Linked DNA regions of Homo sapiens: all the other regions are linked to region 3. A link is a loop called in an ENCODE intact Hi-C map of the cell type or tissue named here. Cell type or tissue: CD14-positive monocyte. All regions are shown on one strand. Each heading gives the region's core, and the rest is flanking DNA. Links, peaks and the distances in the headings are about the cores only. Region 1 overlaps IL6ST (interleukin 6 cytokine family signal transducer). Region 2 overlaps IL6ST (interleukin 6 cytokine family signal transducer). Region 3 overlaps MAP3K1 (mitogen-activated protein kinase kinase kinase 1).

What was found. A loop is a pair of places that touch in the nucleus more often than their neighbours do. Peaks named below come from ENCODE experiments on the same cell type or tissue, not always from the same donor. Only the 100,000 strongest peaks of a DNase experiment are listed, where the experiment ranks them.
Region 1: it touches region 3 in a loop (4-fold over the local background); 4 of 110 quality-filtered maps call a loop at or near these places.
Region 2: it touches region 3 in a loop (4-fold over the local background); 5 of 110 quality-filtered maps call a loop at or near these places.

What each region holds. Positions count from the first base shown.
Region 1 is chr5:55,962,266-55,967,265 of GRCh38, forward strand. It overlaps IL6ST (interleukin 6 cytokine family signal transducer), which reads right to left. Exons shown (of 17, transcript NM_002184.4): 6 at 1,881-2,047; 7 at 1,087-1,241. Among named protein-coding and RNA genes, the nearest start is that of IL6ST, 30 kb to the right of the region's middle. In CD14-positive monocyte, for the core only: no CTCF peak of the experiment used is centred there; no DNase peak of the experiment used is centred there; H3K27ac peaks cover 122 bases.
Region 2 is chr5:55,952,219-55,957,218 of GRCh38, forward strand. It overlaps IL6ST (interleukin 6 cytokine family signal transducer), which reads right to left. Exons shown (of 17, transcript NM_002184.4): 9 at 4,991-5,000; 10 at 3,807-4,017; 11 at 2,592-2,774; 12 at 32-133. Among named protein-coding and RNA genes, the nearest start is that of IL6ST, 40 kb to the right of the region's middle. In CD14-positive monocyte, for the core only: no CTCF peak of the experiment used is centred there; no DNase peak of the experiment used is centred there.
Region 3 is chr5:56,880,847-56,888,153 of GRCh38, forward strand. MAP3K1 (mitogen-activated protein kinase kinase kinase 1) reads left to right here. Exons shown (of 20, transcript NM_005921.2): 13 at 237-426; 14 at 724-2,020; 15 at 2,681-2,833; 16 at 3,818-3,980; 17 at 5,086-5,217; 18 at 6,532-6,674. Among named protein-coding and RNA genes, the nearest start is that of SETD9, 25 kb to the right of the region's middle. RefSeq lists an enhancer at 1,516-2,715. In CD14-positive monocyte, for the core only: no CTCF peak of the experiment used is centred there; no DNase peak of the experiment used is centred there; H3K27ac peaks cover 1,786 bases.

The DNA of each region.
Region 1 (5,000 bases), core at 1-5,000, 920 kb before region 3:
AGTGGGGTAAGGAGAGAAGTAGTAAAGTCATTAGCCCAATTCCCTAACAAGCTCACTGTGACCAGAGCAACAAAAGCAAAGACATACTGTTTGTGATAAATGGAATCAAAACAGAGAAGAGTATGGATAGCTGAATGCTATGGTGATAGCCTTTTTAAAAGCTCCAAGTATTTCTTTTGCTGGTAGCATCATCTTTGGGTATACTATCATTTTCAGTCTTACAAGCTCCCTATCAATCCCTTCCTCTACCTCAGTGGTTGGCAAACTTTCTATAAAAAGGTAGATAAAATATTTACTAATATTTTAGGCTTGTGGGCCAGAGACTCTTTTTGCAACTACTCAACTCTTCCACTGTAGAATAGAGACAATATGTAAAGAAATGAGTGTGGCTGTGTTCCAGTAAAACTTTATTTACAAAAACAAGTCACAGGCTGATTTTGGTGGACTGCAGCACACCAATCCCTACACTAGCTACCTTATCCTTATAATCTCTTTATTTTTGCTCCTCTACTTAATTTGCTTTATTACTTGTATTCTTTGTAACACCCATCAAAAATGCCATTTCTAGGCTGGTAGTGGTAGCTCACATCTGTAATCCCAGCATTTTGGGAGGCCAAGGTAGGAGAATCGCTTAAGGCCAGGAGTTTGAGACCATCCTGGGCAACACGGCGAGACTCCATCTCCACAAAAAATAATAATAATTTTAAAAAGCCAGGTGTGGTGGTGCACACCTGTAGTGAGACTAAGGCAGGAGGATCACTTAAGCTCGAGTTCAAAATTGCAGTGAGCCAGCGGCCTGGGCAAATGGAGACCCTGTCTCTAGAAGAAAAAAAAAAAAAAGCCATTTCCTATCACCCTATATCATTTTCATGTTTTACTTAAAGGCTACTGTATTTAGCAAAGCTGTATTTTCTATCTGGATATCTTCCTGATTCCCCTTGTTTGAAATAACAACCCAGAAGAGGTTATCAAGCAAAATATTTCACATAACCAGAAACTTAAAGACATTTAGAAAATGACTGAAACTTTTTAAGATTAGAGGGTTGAAAGAAGGACTATTTGAATAAACGGTAACTTTCAATTTACCTGGCTCCAAGTTGAGGCATCTTTGGTCCTATATTGAATGTTATATTTTAGTATTATAACACTCTTAATACTTGGGTTGGTCCATGTCAATTTTAAGATACTAGACAGTTCCTCTGAGTTGATCACTGATAAATTATGTGGCGGATTGGGCTTCACTGAAAAATAAAATAAATCCTAAGGTTTATTATGTTTTCCAATTTCATATACAAACTCAAATATACTCTTTATATTGTCCTTCCTTTATTTTACAATAATTTATCCTTACCAAATGAACTAATTTCTCTGAAAATTATGCTATGCTATATACCTTATAATGGAAAAAAAAAGATTTCTAAAGAATCTTCAGTTCTCCTTGTTAATTTACATTTGTTAATCTCTTCAGGTTCATATGTCAAAAGACAAATATTTATGATATCAAATTTTTAAAAAAGAATAAAAATGGAACATACATACTGTAATTACAATGGTGTAAGATGTTTGAGAACAGAAAACATTCAAAGTGAAAACAGCTGTTAAGTGTGGTTGGATTATGGATATTTTTCTTTTTCCAAATTCTATTTGATATTATTGATAAAATGACTTCATAAAAATCACTAAGATAAATGCTTGTTTCTACATTAATTAAAATCTAAAATCTACATTAATTAAAATCTAAAAAAGTAAAATCTAAAAACTACATTAATTAAAATCTAAAAATCTACATTAAAATCTTAAAAAATCTAAATATAAAAACTACTTTAATTTGTAAACGACTACAGTGTCAAATAAACTCTCAAATTCAGGTTTATAACTACCTTTATATACAGGATCAAAATTGATATGATCTGATGTAACCTTCCCAAGGGCATTCTCTGCTTCTACCCAGACTTCAATGTTGACAAAATACACAGTAGAATAATCAACAGTGCATGAGGTGGGGGTGTCACGTTTTGCTTTGCAATCAGCAAACTTGTGTGTTGCCCTAAATACAAAAAATTGAAGAATCAGTCATTAAAAACACATCTGAAAAAATTAGAGTGAAAAAAATTACTTGCAAAGAGTTTGATGAGACCTAGATTGTTGTAGCAAACTTTGCAATATAACTGCTGGTCACTAACAAAATTTCTTAAAAATAAACCTTTCTTTAAAATTAACTTTGATCTATATCTTAAAACATAAAATTATTTTCAAATTTGTAGTCTAAAAATATTGTGCTTTAAAATTTTATGCTCCATCCCCACTTACTCCTCTCCAAAAATTATCTATTTCCTTGTGATCCCAGTGCTGTTTTTTCTTTTTCCTAAAACAGAACCCTTACTGTACCACAAATTTCTTTAAGCACAATATGCTAGAAGGTGACAGGAGGTTAGGGGTAAGAATTTCTATTACCCCTTAGCCTTTAGTCTTAGGGCTAAAATCTCTTAGCCTCTTTCTAGTCAAACTTAGGCAACTACTTTCTGATTTCTATCACCATGGAAAGTTTCAAGTAATATTACTATATTTATTTACAATTATATAAATTATGCCTCAATTAAAAATATTCATATACAACACTGTTTTTAAAAATAGGATAAACCAAACCCCAAATTGAACCAAAACAAAAATGGTTAGCCTCTAAGGAGAAGGAAATAAGGTAGAGGATTCAGGAATAGAATATAGACTTTTCTGAACAAGCCTTAATACTATTAATAGATTTGACTTTTTGGATTGTTTTATATAATTATTAAGAAAAATTCCTAAAAATTAAAAGCAAAATGAAACATATGAACTTGTGTACTGAGTATGTAGTATAACCACATAGAAAAGAACTATTCCAAGTAACATTAAAACACAGTAATCTGACTATTACACATCCTTCACAGAGAAAAACAATCTTAAAATCATTCTTGGTAATCATTTTGTTGGTGCTAATACTGTTGTTATTATTCTGCAGCTGCTGTATTAACCGTAGGATAAAGCAAATGAATAATTATGTTAGTGTTGTTGTCAACTATGTTTTTCAGTTCATAAGAAAGAAGATGTAGACGTCAGGTAAATATAATTATGTAAAAACCTATAGCCCTAATTTTAAACTGAAAATATCAGTATGAATTTGTATTTTTAAAAGATAGTATTATATCTCAAACCACAAAACATGTCCTAGCTCTTTCGACTGAAAAAATCTAAAAAATCTAAAAACTATGACAAACCAGTAGTGATGAATTCCTGTAGCACCCAGATTGTAGTCTGTAAATATTATTTCACACTAAATGAAACCAGAGAGTTTTGGGAAAAGGTTGATTCCAGGTCTGGGTGAGGAAATACATGATGACCCTGTAAAAGCATGTTATATCAGAGAGCTATCAAAGGCTAAGGAAGTTGTGTCAAGACGATGAATGAGCCGGGCGGGGTGGTGGGTGCCTATAATCCCAGCCACTCGGGAGGCAGTGAGCCGAGATCACGCCACTTCACTACAGCCTGGTCAAAAGAGCAAAACTCTGTCTCAAAAAAAAAAAAAAAAAAGGATGAATGAGCCAATTTGAGTAAACTGCCACTGATCAAAGATGGGACAATCCATAATGAGTTAAAACATATCAAATATGTTTAAATATAAATTTATAATGAGAAAGAAAAGCCCTCATTATTCTACCTTTGGAGGATACTAGGGAATCAACTAATTATAAAACTGGTAATTAAGGAAAAATATTAAACCTATCTTGCTTCTCCTATCTGAACTGTACTTCAGGGTAAACCACAGTTGATAAAGGCAAGTTTTTCTTTAAGTATTTCAGCTAAAACAAAACACAGAATACCATAGTTTTGTAATTTATATACAAATTATAATCACTGATGACTGCTCAAAGCTGTAAGGGAAATACTAGTGGGAAAACAACATGATTAAATTTCGGAAACATTCTGTTGAGTTATAAAACTTTTCACAGAAGAGTATATACTATATAATCCCATTTATATGAGACATTCTGTAACAGGAAAAAATAATCTATGGTGAAGAATATCAGACAGGTAGTTGCTCATGGGGTGGGGCACTTGCTGGGATTGACTGAAGGAGCAGGAAGGAACTTTTTAGGTGTGTTAGTCATGTTCTATGTCTTGATACTGATTGAGTTACACAGGTGTCTGTACTTGTCAAAACTCACTGAATGATACACTAAGATTTGTGTTTTCACTATATGTAAATTTTATTTAAAAACATAATACTGAACTCTAGTTCATGTAAATACTGAAGTGATTAAGAATGAGGTATATTAATGACTGTAACTCACTATGAAATACTGAAGTGATTAAGGGTGAGGTATATTAATGACTGCAACTCACTATGAAATACATAAAAAAGAGATAGATTGAGAGATGGAGAGAAGGATGCATAGATAAATAGGTGATAAAGCAAAGATAGTAAAATGTTAATTGTAGAATCTAGGGTATGCAAGAGTGTTCACTGTAAAACTCTTTCAACTTTTCTGTTTGGAAAAAACAAATGGGAAACTTAGTAAATAAAGGAATAAGGCTGACAACACCCGAAACCACTGCTCAATCTTAGTATCAGAAAAAAGAAAAACAGTGAAACATTATCTGGTCTTTCCTGACAGAAGTACACATCACTCCTACAAAATATTTTTTTGGGGAAAAAAAAAAAATCAAACCCAAATCTGATGAAATCTGTAGATCTAAAAGCAATTTTTTGGAAAGAAAAAGACAAGGGGGCCAGGCGCGGTGGCCACGTCTATCATCTAAGCACTCTGGGAGGCAGAGGCAGCCAGATCACGAGGTCAGGAGTTCAAGACCAGCCTGACCAACATGGTGAAACCCTCTCTATTAAAAATAGAAAAAAATTAGCTGGGCATGGTGGCACATGCCTGTAATCCCAGCTACTCAGGAGGCTGAGGCAGGAGAATTGCTTGAACCTGGGAAGCGGAGGTTGCAGTGAGCAGAGATCA
Region 2 (5,000 bases), core at 1-5,000, 930 kb before region 3:
TTTTTTTTCAAAGAAGTGAGTTTGGACTTACGAGCTTGTTTAAGGTATGCCTTTATGGATTCAGGGCTTCCTGGTCCATCAGCATATACTGGAGTAACTGTTATCAAATAGCATTTGCTCTCTGCTAAGTTCCCTAAAGCAAGAATAGCAGATTAAGCATGTTTTTCCATAATGAAAAAGTCAAGTTAATACCGTAATTTATTTTTACATTATAATTTCATGACCACTTAATTTTCTTTTAAAACTGCAGTTTTCTAAGTAAGCATTGTCTTTTGTGTACTGGATTCAAGCTTAATCAGGTAAAACTGTCTGTAAAAGTATTGCCAATGCAGTGGATAAAAAATACATTGTTAAGAACAATGATGGTATTTACATTTAGAATTTATAAAACAATGATCTCAAATTACTCTGGATTTTATAGAGTCTGACAATTTTTGTATGTCTTACCTACAAGAGAGAACAGCCTAAGGAGCAAGACGACTAAAGCAGTAAGACCTAGGGGAAAGCACTAACGGTCCTAGTTTGCGAGTTGGAAAAAAGGGTATCTTAAAAAATTTCCTCGGCCAGGCGCTGTGGCTCACGTCTGTAATCCCAGCACTTTGGGAGGTTAAGGTGGGAGGATCACTTGAGGTTAGGAGTTTGAGACCAGCATGGCCAACATGGTGAAACCCCCCTTTACTGAAAATACAAAAATTAGCTGGGCATGGTGGTGGGCACCTGTAGTCCCAGATGCTTGGGAGGCTGTGGCAGGAGAATCACTTGAACCCAGGAGGCGGAGCTTGCAGTGAGCCGAGATCGCACCACTGCACTCCAGCCTGGGCGACAGAGTGAGACTCTGTCTCAAAAAAACAAAAACCAAAACAAACTTCCTTTATTTTTATCTTTTTTAGCATGCACCACTAAAATTTTTCTTATTTATACAGTATATTATCTGTACATATTAGAAAATGTTTTATTGAAATTTATACCTTCAATAAGAATGTATATTCCTTAACTATTACTCATGAAGTTACATGCTCCTTTACCTTCTTAAACAGATTTTACCTTTTCTTAATGATTCAATATTACCAAAAAATGAACAATTTTTATATTCTACTCTAATGTGATGCTTTCAGGGTTACTGAGCAACATACGACTACCTACCCAAACTTAATGTCTCCACAACTTATGCTAGCTTCTATTTTTTTTGAGATGGAGTTTCGTTCTTGTTGTTCAGGCTGGAGTGCAATGGCATGATCTTGGCTCACTGCAACCTCCGCCTCCCGGGTTCAAGAGATTCTCCAGCCTCAGCCTCCCAAATGGCTGGGATTACAGGCATGTGCCACCACGCCTAGCTGATTTTGTTTTAGTAGAGACGGAGTTTATCCACATTGGTCAGGCTGGTCTCGAACTCCCGACCTCAGGTGATTTGCCCGCCTCAGCCTCCCAAAGTGCTGGAATTACAGGCGTGAGCCACCGCATCGGCTGCTGCTTTAAAAAGTTTCTATTGGCTCTGAGCAGTGGTTCACGCCTGTAATACCAGCACTTTGGGAGTTTGAGGTAAAAGAATCGCTTGAGGCCAGGTGTTGGAGATCAGCCTTTGCAACACAGTGAGATTCCCTCTCTACAAAAAAATAAAATTAGCTGAGTGTGGCAGCATGTGCCTGTAGTCCCAGATACTCCAGAGGATGAGGCAGAAGGGTCACTTCAGCCTGGGAGTTGAAGGCTGCAGTCAGCCATGATCATGCCACCATACTCTAGCCTAGGCAACAGAGTGAGACCCTGTATTTATTTTTTTTTAAGAAGTTTCTATAGTTATTTCCAGCCTGTTTCAGGACTTCCTAAGCTCCACCATGTTTTTAATTTGATAAAGTCAGTAAACTAGATAACCAAGCTTATTAAAACTGTACACTAATAACATGTAAGTCCAAACAGCCTGTATTATGACTAAAGCTCAAAAACTTTATGGCAGGAATCTCTCTGCTTAGGGCTTTTCTCTAATTAACCATATTATTCACAGCTGAATTCTAATTATTAATTATCAACAAAAGACTATAAACTGAGTTTTTTTCTCTTCAAAGTTGTTGTATCACTTTATAACCACTTAAGCAGCACCATAACACACAGACTGGAGCGCTACGATTCATTACTTCTGTCCTTTGTTACTACTTCCAATTGAAAGACATAAGGAAATCTGAGTTCTAGTTCTGCTTCCTCTATCTGATGGTTCTAAGACATTACACAAGTCATCCAGATGCTCTAGGAAACTATTTTCTCATGTGAAGGATGAGGTACAGAGAACATATAACTAATCAGCAGCAAAGGTTGGACTCTTATATTTCTCTATACTCTATAGTTTTAGGAGTTTTCCCTTGACGATAAAATCATATTGGGGTACAAAAAGAAGAAAGTATTAACCCCACTCTGTTCATAAAGAGACTGTAATTCAGAGAGGTTAAGTATGACTTGCTGAAAGTCACACATCTAGTAAGTAGTGAGGCTATGATAAATTGGAAGTCGTTTCAACGGACCAAAACACTATAAGCAAAAGAAAAAGCTGCCTAAAGAGTTAGAAAAAGGATATCAATTTAGATGTTTCTAGCCAGGTATACCTCTTAAATAGGTGCGATGCACGGTACCATCTTCTTGTTGCCAGTCTGTGATACAGGGTGCTTTATCTGATAACACACACCACTCAAGTATATATTTCTTTACAGATTCCCTTGGAGTAGTCCATTCCACCCAAAGCATGTTATCTTTGGGGAATGCTTTAAGATCCATTACAGGGTGAGTAGCTTTAAAACAAAGTTTGAATATTGAAATAATAAATATTAACAAATTTGAAATTTCCATATTTTACAGTCATTTCCAAAACATGTGATTTATCAATTTTTGTAGCATATACTTCCTTGCCTAAAAGCACTTTATTATAACTTACAGGTAAAGTAGTCAATTTTTAAACTTAGATTTTGCTTCCCCGCTGGGCACTGTGGCTCATTCCTGTAATTCCAACATTTTACGAGGCCAAGGCAGGTGGATCACTTGACATCAGGAGTTCGAAACCAGCCTGGCCAACACGGTGAAACCCCGTCTCTACTAAAAATACAAAATTAGCCAGGCATTGTGGTGCGTGCCTTTAATTCCAGCTACTTGGGAGGCTGGTGCACAAGAATCGCTTGAAGCCAGGAGGCAGAGGCTGAGATCGTGCCATTGCACTCCAGCCTAGGCGACAGAGCAAGACTGTCTCAAAAAGAAAAAAAAAAATTTGCTTTCCCTAAATTCTTCAAATGCTTTCGGTTTGTAATTGCAATTTTTCTTCTTTGAAAGCTACGAATAAAGCTACAGATAAACGTTTCAGTCATATGTATACAAAGTTCTCAAAATCTTGAAATAATATTTTAAAAACCAGGTAAGTAATCAGAATATGCTTAAATGAATGAAGTAGCTTACTGTGAAGTTTAAGTGAGCATGTAGTGATGGAAATGTTCTTGCATCCTGATGAAATTTGTCTGCTGACTGATTCCTAAAAATGCGATCACTAGCTGGGTTTGGTGGCATATGCCTGTTAATCCCAGCACTTTGGGAGGCCAGGGGAGATCGCTTGAGCTCAGGAGTTCGAGACCAGCCTGAGCAACCTGGCGAGACCCAGTCTCTGAAAAAAAGAAAATCATTATTTATAAAATTTAAAAAATTAAAAAATAAACAAGTGATTATCCCTGATACTGAGGAGACAGTCTTAGATAACTTGTGTTTTTTATGGGAGCCCTGTCCATACCTAACCACCATTTTTCCACCCAAGAGTCAGGCTCCATCTCACAGATACAAACCTTGAAAGTCACAGGCAGGGATAGTTAAAACAGCTGCATCTGATTTGCCAACAAGATTTCTTACTGTTAGGGTTGCTAGATAGCGATCATTTGTGAGATTTACTGTCAGTTTTGTGGCATTAACTGTGTAATTTTGTAAATGTGATTTCCATCTTGTGAGAGTCACTTCATAATCCAAGATTTTTCCATTGGCTTCAAAAGGAGGCAATGTCTGTAATAAAATAGTTTATTTTTAAAAATAATCTCATAAATCTTGAATAAAAAATCAGTTTTTCTTCATATTCACAAATCATGCCATTATGTCAAATCTCTAAATATTTAACTGGAAAGGATTCACAATCTCCATTTTAAATTTGGTTCTAAAATAAAACTAGTACATACTAAATGAAGAGTAAAAGCATGACCTCAACTAAAAAAGGGTAAGTAGCATCATTCCGTTAGCTTTTGGTTCTGTATCAATTCTGCACTGTGGCTATGTAGGTCTAAATTATTTATTTTATGCTTGAGTATTTTTCTACCTTCTTTTTTAGTATGATCTACTCATGCACTTACCAGCATACATTTTGATTATCACAAACTTTTATTATTTTCTGAGTTACTCTGGAAAATTCCAAAGTACAAAAACAACATTCCTCTTCTTATAGAACTTATACTTTCACAGAACTGTACTTAAATACCTATAAGGTATTATTTGTAGTTTATGAACCTGACTTCTATATAATATTAATACATATAAAGCATTACCTTTCTATTTAGTAAAAATAGTAATCAAATGCTTTGCTATTAAAATGAATAAAAATTTATCTATTTAAAAGACCTCCATTCATAATACCATACAAAATGTATTTATAAGGGCTGGGCGCGGTGGCTCATGCCTGTAATCCCAGTACTTTGGGAGGCCGAGGCAGGCAGAACATGAGGTCAAGAGATCAAGATCATCCTGGCCACCGTGGTGAAACCCTGTCTCTGCTAAAAATACAAAAATTAGCGGGGCGTGGTGGCGCACACCTGTAGTCCCAGCTACTCAGGAGGCTGAGGCAGGAGAATCACTTGAACCTGGGAGGCAGAGGTTGCAGTGAGCCAAGATCACGCCACTACACTCCTGCCTGGCAATGGAGCGAGACTCGGTTTCAAAAAAAAAAAAAAAGATTTATAAGAGATAAAATATAAATGTGATTTTTTACCTTCCACACG
Region 3 (7,307 bases), core at 1,340-6,339:
TTCCTGAGCAGCCTTGTCTAATCTCATAATCTCTCATGAGGCAGTTTACAGGATTTTGAAGTAATTTTATAAATTGATTCACTGTGTTACAGTTAGAAATGTGAATTACTCTGAGAGAGAAATTCTTTAAAATAGTTCAGAATATTTTTGTTGGCCTTACACCATTTAATCATGTCTTGTTTTAGATTTTAATATCACTATTTTTTAATCATTTATTTTTACTTTCCTTTTTGTAGGATCCATTGGTATTGGTGGTGTTGATTATGTCTTAAATTGTATTCTTGGAAACCAAACTGAATCAAACAATTGGCAAGAACTTCTTGGCCGCCTTTGTCTTATAGATAGACTGTTGTTGGAATTTCCTGCTGAATTTTATCCTCATATTGTCAGTACTGATGTTTCACAAGCTGAGCCTGTTGAAATCAGGTAATTTTTCTTCTGAAAATGTATTACTTGTATCTTCCTACCCTCCCTACACCCTCCTCAAGAATGACACATTTTAGATTTTTGAAAGACTCAGAGCATGAATAGGTTGCTGATACCTTAATATTTGATTGACATATGAAAACCCAAAGTCTGGGCTCTTTAATTAAAAATTCATAGATACTTTATGCTGAAATGGTTTTTGAAGTATACATGCTGTAAATTACTACCATTTTTTAAGTTTCCATGTATTTTTCAGTAATTGGAACTTATATGGTAATGAATGTTTTTTTCTTTCAGGTATAAGAAGCTGCTGTCCCTCTTAACCTTTGCTTTGCAGTCCATTGATAATTCCCACTCAATGGTTGGCAAACTTTCCAGAAGGATCTACTTGAGTTCTGCAAGAATGGTTACTACAGTACCCCATGTGTTTTCAAAACTGTTAGAAATGCTGAGTGTTTCCAGTTCCACTCACTTCACCAGGATGCGTCGCCGTTTGATGGCTATTGCAGATGAGGTGGAAATTGCCGAAGCCATCCAGTTGGGCGTAGAAGACACTTTGGATGGTCAACAGGACAGCTTCTTGCAGGCATCTGTTCCCAACAACTATCTGGAAACCACAGAGAACAGTTCCCCTGAGTGCACAGTCCATTTAGAGAAAACTGGAAAAGGATTATGTGCTACAAAATTGAGTGCCAGTTCAGAGGACATTTCTGAGAGACTGGCCAGCATTTCAGTAGGACCTTCTAGTTCAACAACAACAACAACAACAACAACAGAGCAACCAAAGCCAATGGTTCAAACAAAAGGCAGACCCCACAGTCAGTGTTTGAACTCCTCTCCTTTATCTCATCATTCCCAATTAATGTTTCCAGCCTTGTCAACCCCTTCTTCTTCTACCCCATCTGTACCAGCTGGCACTGCAACAGATGTCTCTAAGCATAGACTTCAGGGATTCATTCCCTGCAGAATACCTTCTGCATCTCCTCAAACACAGCGCAAGTTTTCTCTACAATTCCACAGAAACTGTCCTGAAAACAAAGACTCAGATAAACTTTCCCCAGTCTTTACTCAGTCAAGACCCTTGCCCTCCAGTAACATACACAGGCCAAAGCCATCTAGACCTACCCCAGGTAATACAAGTAAACAGGGAGATCCCTCAAAAAATAGCATGACACTTGATCTGAACAGTAGTTCCAAATGTGATGACAGCTTTGGCTGTAGCAGCAATAGTAGTAATGCTGTTATACCCAGTGACGAGACAGTGTTCACCCCAGTAGAGGAGAAATGCAGATTAGATGTCAATACAGAGCTCAACTCCAGTATTGAGGACCTTCTTGAAGCATCTATGCCTTCAAGTGATACAACAGTAACTTTTAAGTCAGAAGTTGCTGTCCTGTCTCCTGAAAAGGCTGAAAATGATGATACCTACAAAGATGATGTGAATCATAATCAAAAGTGCAAAGAGAAGATGGAAGCTGAAGAAGAAGAAGCTTTAGCAATTGCCATGGCAATGTCAGCGTCTCAGGATGCCCTCCCCATAGTTCCTCAGCTGCAGGTTGAAAATGGAGAAGATATCATCATTATTCAACAGGATGTAAGTATAGATTCTTTAAGAGGTTAGAAAACTTCCTTGGGGCTGGGCACAGTGACTCATACCTGGAATTCCAGCACTTGGGGAGGCTGAGGCCGAAGGATTGCTTGAGCACAGGAGTTCGAAACTAGCCTGGTCAACAAAGCAAGACCCTGTCTCTACAAAAAATTTTAAAAATTAGCCAGGCATGATAGTGTACACCTGGGGTCCCAGCTACTCAGGAAGCTGAGGTGGGGAGGGTCACTTGAACCTGGGAGTTTGAGGCTACAGTGAGCTGTGATTACACCATTGTACTCTAGCCTGAATGACAGAGCAAGACACTGTCTCACAGAGAGCTTCCTTGGACCATACTAAAATAAACCTAATTCAGAAATGCTGCTTCTAACATTCAGAAGCAGAGTTTTCCACATAAAATTATTACTTATACAACAATAATGTTTGTACTGTTTAAACAGCAATAATTCTTGCCTATGGGCATTTCCGGTTAATTGTATAATGGTGATTACTTTTGCATTTGCTGTCGGTCACAAATACCTTCCATTCAGAGGTCACATTTATAGGTGGTTTGGGAAGCCAGACTGAATAAGAATAATATCTTGCAGACTAATTTCACAAAATCTTACTCCTTTAACAGTAAAAAGATTGCTTTCGTTTAATATGTAGACACCAGAGACTCTACCAGGACATACCAAAGCAAAACAACCGTATAGAGAAGACACTGAATGGCTGAAAGGTCAACAGATAGGCCTTGGAGCATTTTCTTCTTGTTATCAGGCTCAAGATGTGGGAACTGGAACTTTAATGGCTGTTAAACAGGTAAATATCTAGTGAGCATATAAATGAAATGACTCAAATCACAAAATGAAGCATGTTCAGTAAAAAGAATAAAGGATATGTCCACGTGTGTGTACTTTAGTTCTTTAAACTTTGAGAAACTTAGTTTCAAAGTAGATGTTTCTAAAGCACCAGAAACATCATGAATTCTGTTATTGTTAAAAGTTGAGGCCACGCGTGGTGGCTCACACCTGTAATCCCAGCACTTTGGGAGGCCAAGGTGGTTGGATCATTTGAGGCCAGGAGTTCAAGACCAGCCTGGCCAGCATGGTGAAACCCTACCTCTACTAAAAATACAAAAATCGGCCGGGCAGGGTGGTAGGCACCTGTAGTCCCAGCTACTCAGGAGGCTGAGACAGAAGAATTGCTTGAACTCAGGAGGTAGAGGTTGCAGTGAGCCGAGATCGCACCACTGTACTCCAGCCTGAGCAACAGAGCAAGACTGTCTCAAAAAAAAATAAATAAAAGTTGAAGTATGATTATTGTAAGACTACAATATCAAGATGGGCCTTACAAAGGTTTTTTTGGTTTTGCTTTTTGTAGGTAGTAGAGGTGGTTTTCAGGTACTTCTTTCAACAGTGTACTTGTGCGGTGCCATCTTGGGGTTTCAGTGGTTTACTTTTTATTATAACGAGCATACTTAATCAGGATAGGAAAATTATTAAACTTTCATTTTTAAATCATGTTGATTCTTCTCCCATATTTGGGCTTTTCTCATCTTTACTCTGAGACTATTGGAATATTGACTATATCCCAATATTTTTGTCATTTTTCTGATGTTTACTGCTGCTTAAGCTAGATTCTTAGTGTTTAAAAGAGTTTGACTTGGGTTTGTTTAAAGTACATTGCATCCATAAGCATAAATGCCATCTGTTGCTAATAAAGTGCTAGTTTGCATTTGTTCATTTTAGATCAGATTGCTAGTGAAAATATGCAAAACTTTGTGAACGTGTTTATTTGAAACAGGTGACTTATGTCAGAAACACATCTTCTGAGCAAGAAGAAGTAGTAGAAGCACTAAGAGAAGAGATAAGAATGATGAGCCATCTGAATCATCCAAACATCATTAGGATGTTGGGAGCCACGTGTGAGAAGAGCAATTACAATCTCTTCATTGAATGGATGGCAGGTATGTTAATGTTTTAAATTACAAAATAGTAGTACGTGGATTTAACTTTCTGCAATTTAGGAAAAACCAGTTTAATTAAAATTTATTTCTATCAAATAGTTTGGGTTTCTAAAAACAAATCACCCCAATATATTAGTATGAACCACAAATACTTCGTTTTGTATTTCATTTACTATAAATGAAATATTGACTACCTCTACCTTTTAAATTTTTCCAGTGTGTTTTTAAATGATTGTGTAGCATTGTTGTTTTTAATACTTGATATGTATAAGATATGTATATTTCCAGGTAGCCATGATAAATTGGACAGATGAGGAAGTGTTTTAACATAACAATATACAAACAAAATTAACATATAACTTGAAAACTTACTACAAGTAAACTAGCACTGAAGCATAAAGTTGAACCTTGTCATCTGCTGAAATAAATGAAGACTGAGTTTTATTTTGTATTATACAATGTATACAATAAAATTAATGACCTGATGTGATGAACAGATTGTTTGGTTTAACTTCTTAGATTTGTGTGTGTATTTAAGAGTGCATTTCTCTTTACCAGTCAGTTCTTAAGTATGTTATCTGTTGGTTGGTCTTAATAAAGATTTACACTACAGTAGATAGGTTGACTACTATAAACACTTTTAAAAGCGGCTAAATTTGAGACATGTTCCAGGTCAGAGCTAGTAAATGGTAGAATATGACGCCTAACTCTGGGTTTTCTGTTCCTCCTCCCATTCTTTCCACCTTTTACTACATAATATGTTAACATTGTTTACTTTAGTCATTAATAAAGTTGTTTTGTGTATTTTGAGAAGACAGAGAATTGAATTGTACATTTCAGAAATAGTTTAATCCGAAATTGTTAACTTTTACAGCTTTCTGAAATCTTGACTCTCCAATAAACTGGTTTCCCTGTGGGTTCTGTGAAAATGTCTCCTAATTAGTAGGTTTTTGAGATGATACAGGAATATGTTAGTTTTGAAATGTTTTTCTTCTGTTTCAGATGTGAATGTGAGTTCATGCAGTGAAAACTTTAGAAACCAAAGTGTAATAAATACTTTTAATTCTGTCTTAAGTTTATGATAATTATTTCTATTGTCTTATAGGGGGATCGGTGGCTCATTTGCTGAGTAAATATGGAGCCTTCAAAGAATCAGTAGTTATTAACTACACTGAACAGTTACTCCGTGGCCTTTCGTATCTCCATGAAAACCAAATCATTCACAGAGATGTCAAAGGTGAGAATTCTTCTAATTATTATCTAGTGACAATAAAAAAATTAATTTTAAAATTTGGGGCCAGGCACAGTGGCTCACACCTGTAATCCCAGTACTTTGGGAGGTGAAGGCAGGTGGATCACTTGAGGTCAGGAGCTCGAGACCAGCCAGGCCAACATGGTGAAACCCTGTCTCTACTAAAAATACAAAAATTAACAGGGTAAGGTGGCGCATGCCTGTAATCCTGGCTATTTGGGAGGCTGAGACAGGAGAATTGCTTGAACCCGGAAGGCAGAGGTTGAAGTGAGCTGAGATCACACCACTGCACTCTAGCCTGGGTGACAGAGTGAGACTCTGTCTCAAAGAAGAACAAAAAAATGGACCTTTGTTGATAGTTTCTAACAGTGGGATTTTTTTCTCTGAGTAATTCAGAATATTAGAACTGAAATGAGCCTTAGGGATCATTTAATCTGCCTTCCTCGTTTAATAGAAAAGTACATTGAATACAAGAGAGGCTGTGCCTTTTCTACAGTTTTATTGCTAGTTAATGGCAGAAAGTATACAACACAGGTCTCCAGATTCCCTGTCTTGGCCTCATGATACGCTGACTCCCAGAAAGTTCCTTTTCCTGGTTTTATTTTGAATAATTGGGATATTGGGATATCATCAACTTCTTTTAAGAAAAATTCCTTCAAATCCTTTGTAGGTCCCATTATTTTCCTTATCCTTTTCTTTTTTTTGGAGACAGGTTCTCTGTCACTCAGGCTGGAGTGTAGTGTTGCAAACTTGGCACACTGTAACTCATTTCCTGGGCTCAAGTGATCCTCCCACCTCAGCCTCCCAAGTAGCTAGGACAACAGGTGTGCACCACCATGCCTGGCTAATTTTTTATATTTTTTGTAGAGATGGGGTTTTGCCATGTTGCCCCCAGGCTGGTCTTGAACTCCTGGGCTCAAGCGACCCGCTTGCCTCAGCCTCCCACAGTGCTGAGATTACAGGCGTCAGCCACCGTACCTGGCCTCAGTTTATTTTTCTCAAGAGCAAATTTGGTTTTCTGTCATTAGTCTTTTTAGCTAGTATTTGACATAATGTGTTGAAGTAATTTTATAACTTTTTAAATTAAGCTCTAATTATGAATTTAGCGTACGCTAGAGAGAGCTGTGTGCCTTTAGCAAGAATGAAGTGAAAGGAAAAGAGAATAACTGTTTGCACCTCTGACATGTAGTTCACTTCTTTCTTTTGTCATTGTCCTAGTTCATTAGTATTGTACTGGGCTTTTATCTGTCCTTATTTTTGTTTTTAACATACAAGGTCATTTGCTGTGTTTGTTGACAGGTGCCAATTTGCTAATTGACAGCACTGGTCAGAGACTAAGAATTGCAGATTTTGGAGCTGCAGCCAGGTTGGCATCAAAAGGAACTGGTGCAGGAGAGTTTCAGGGACAATTACTGGGGACAATTGCATTTATGGCACCTGAGGTGAGAAGCATCTTTGAGTGTGATGACAGAAAATATTTTGGAATTCTGTGTAACAGCATTATACTAAATTATCTTGCAGTGGTATCCAGTATGTACTTACCAACTAGAAGTCCGTGGCCCTTAAAATACGGTTTTAATAATATCTTTCAGACCCTTATTCTCGACCTTTCTTTGCCTTGGCAATATTCAAAAAACAGGTTTTAATAGATTTACTTAACGGCTGTTACTAATAAAGAATTCTGGGGTAATTTATAGCAGTTGTTTTGTAATAAACTCAAAGTGCACATAAGAAATTTTTAAAAATATTCTCTCTCTATTCTAAAAGGAGATGAGCATACAGAGGCAGCTCCTGTCTGTAGTGGAAGGAGTTTAAGCATTGTTCTTCTGACTCAGCTTCTTCTGTCGTGTTCATAATTCTTCATGTTCATATGTAGTAATGATCTGTTGTCCTCTTGCCACATAGTTTGCTAAGAGCAAAATTCTGTGATGGGACTCTGCTTCAGAATCTCACAATTCTCCAAAATATTTTTGTGCTACCTGGAAAATTAAGCTCATTAATGAAATAAATTAGATATTAGGTAGTCCACAGAATTCCTGTTTGTACCAGTTTTCTCCCTAAAGTAAGGAAGTAGA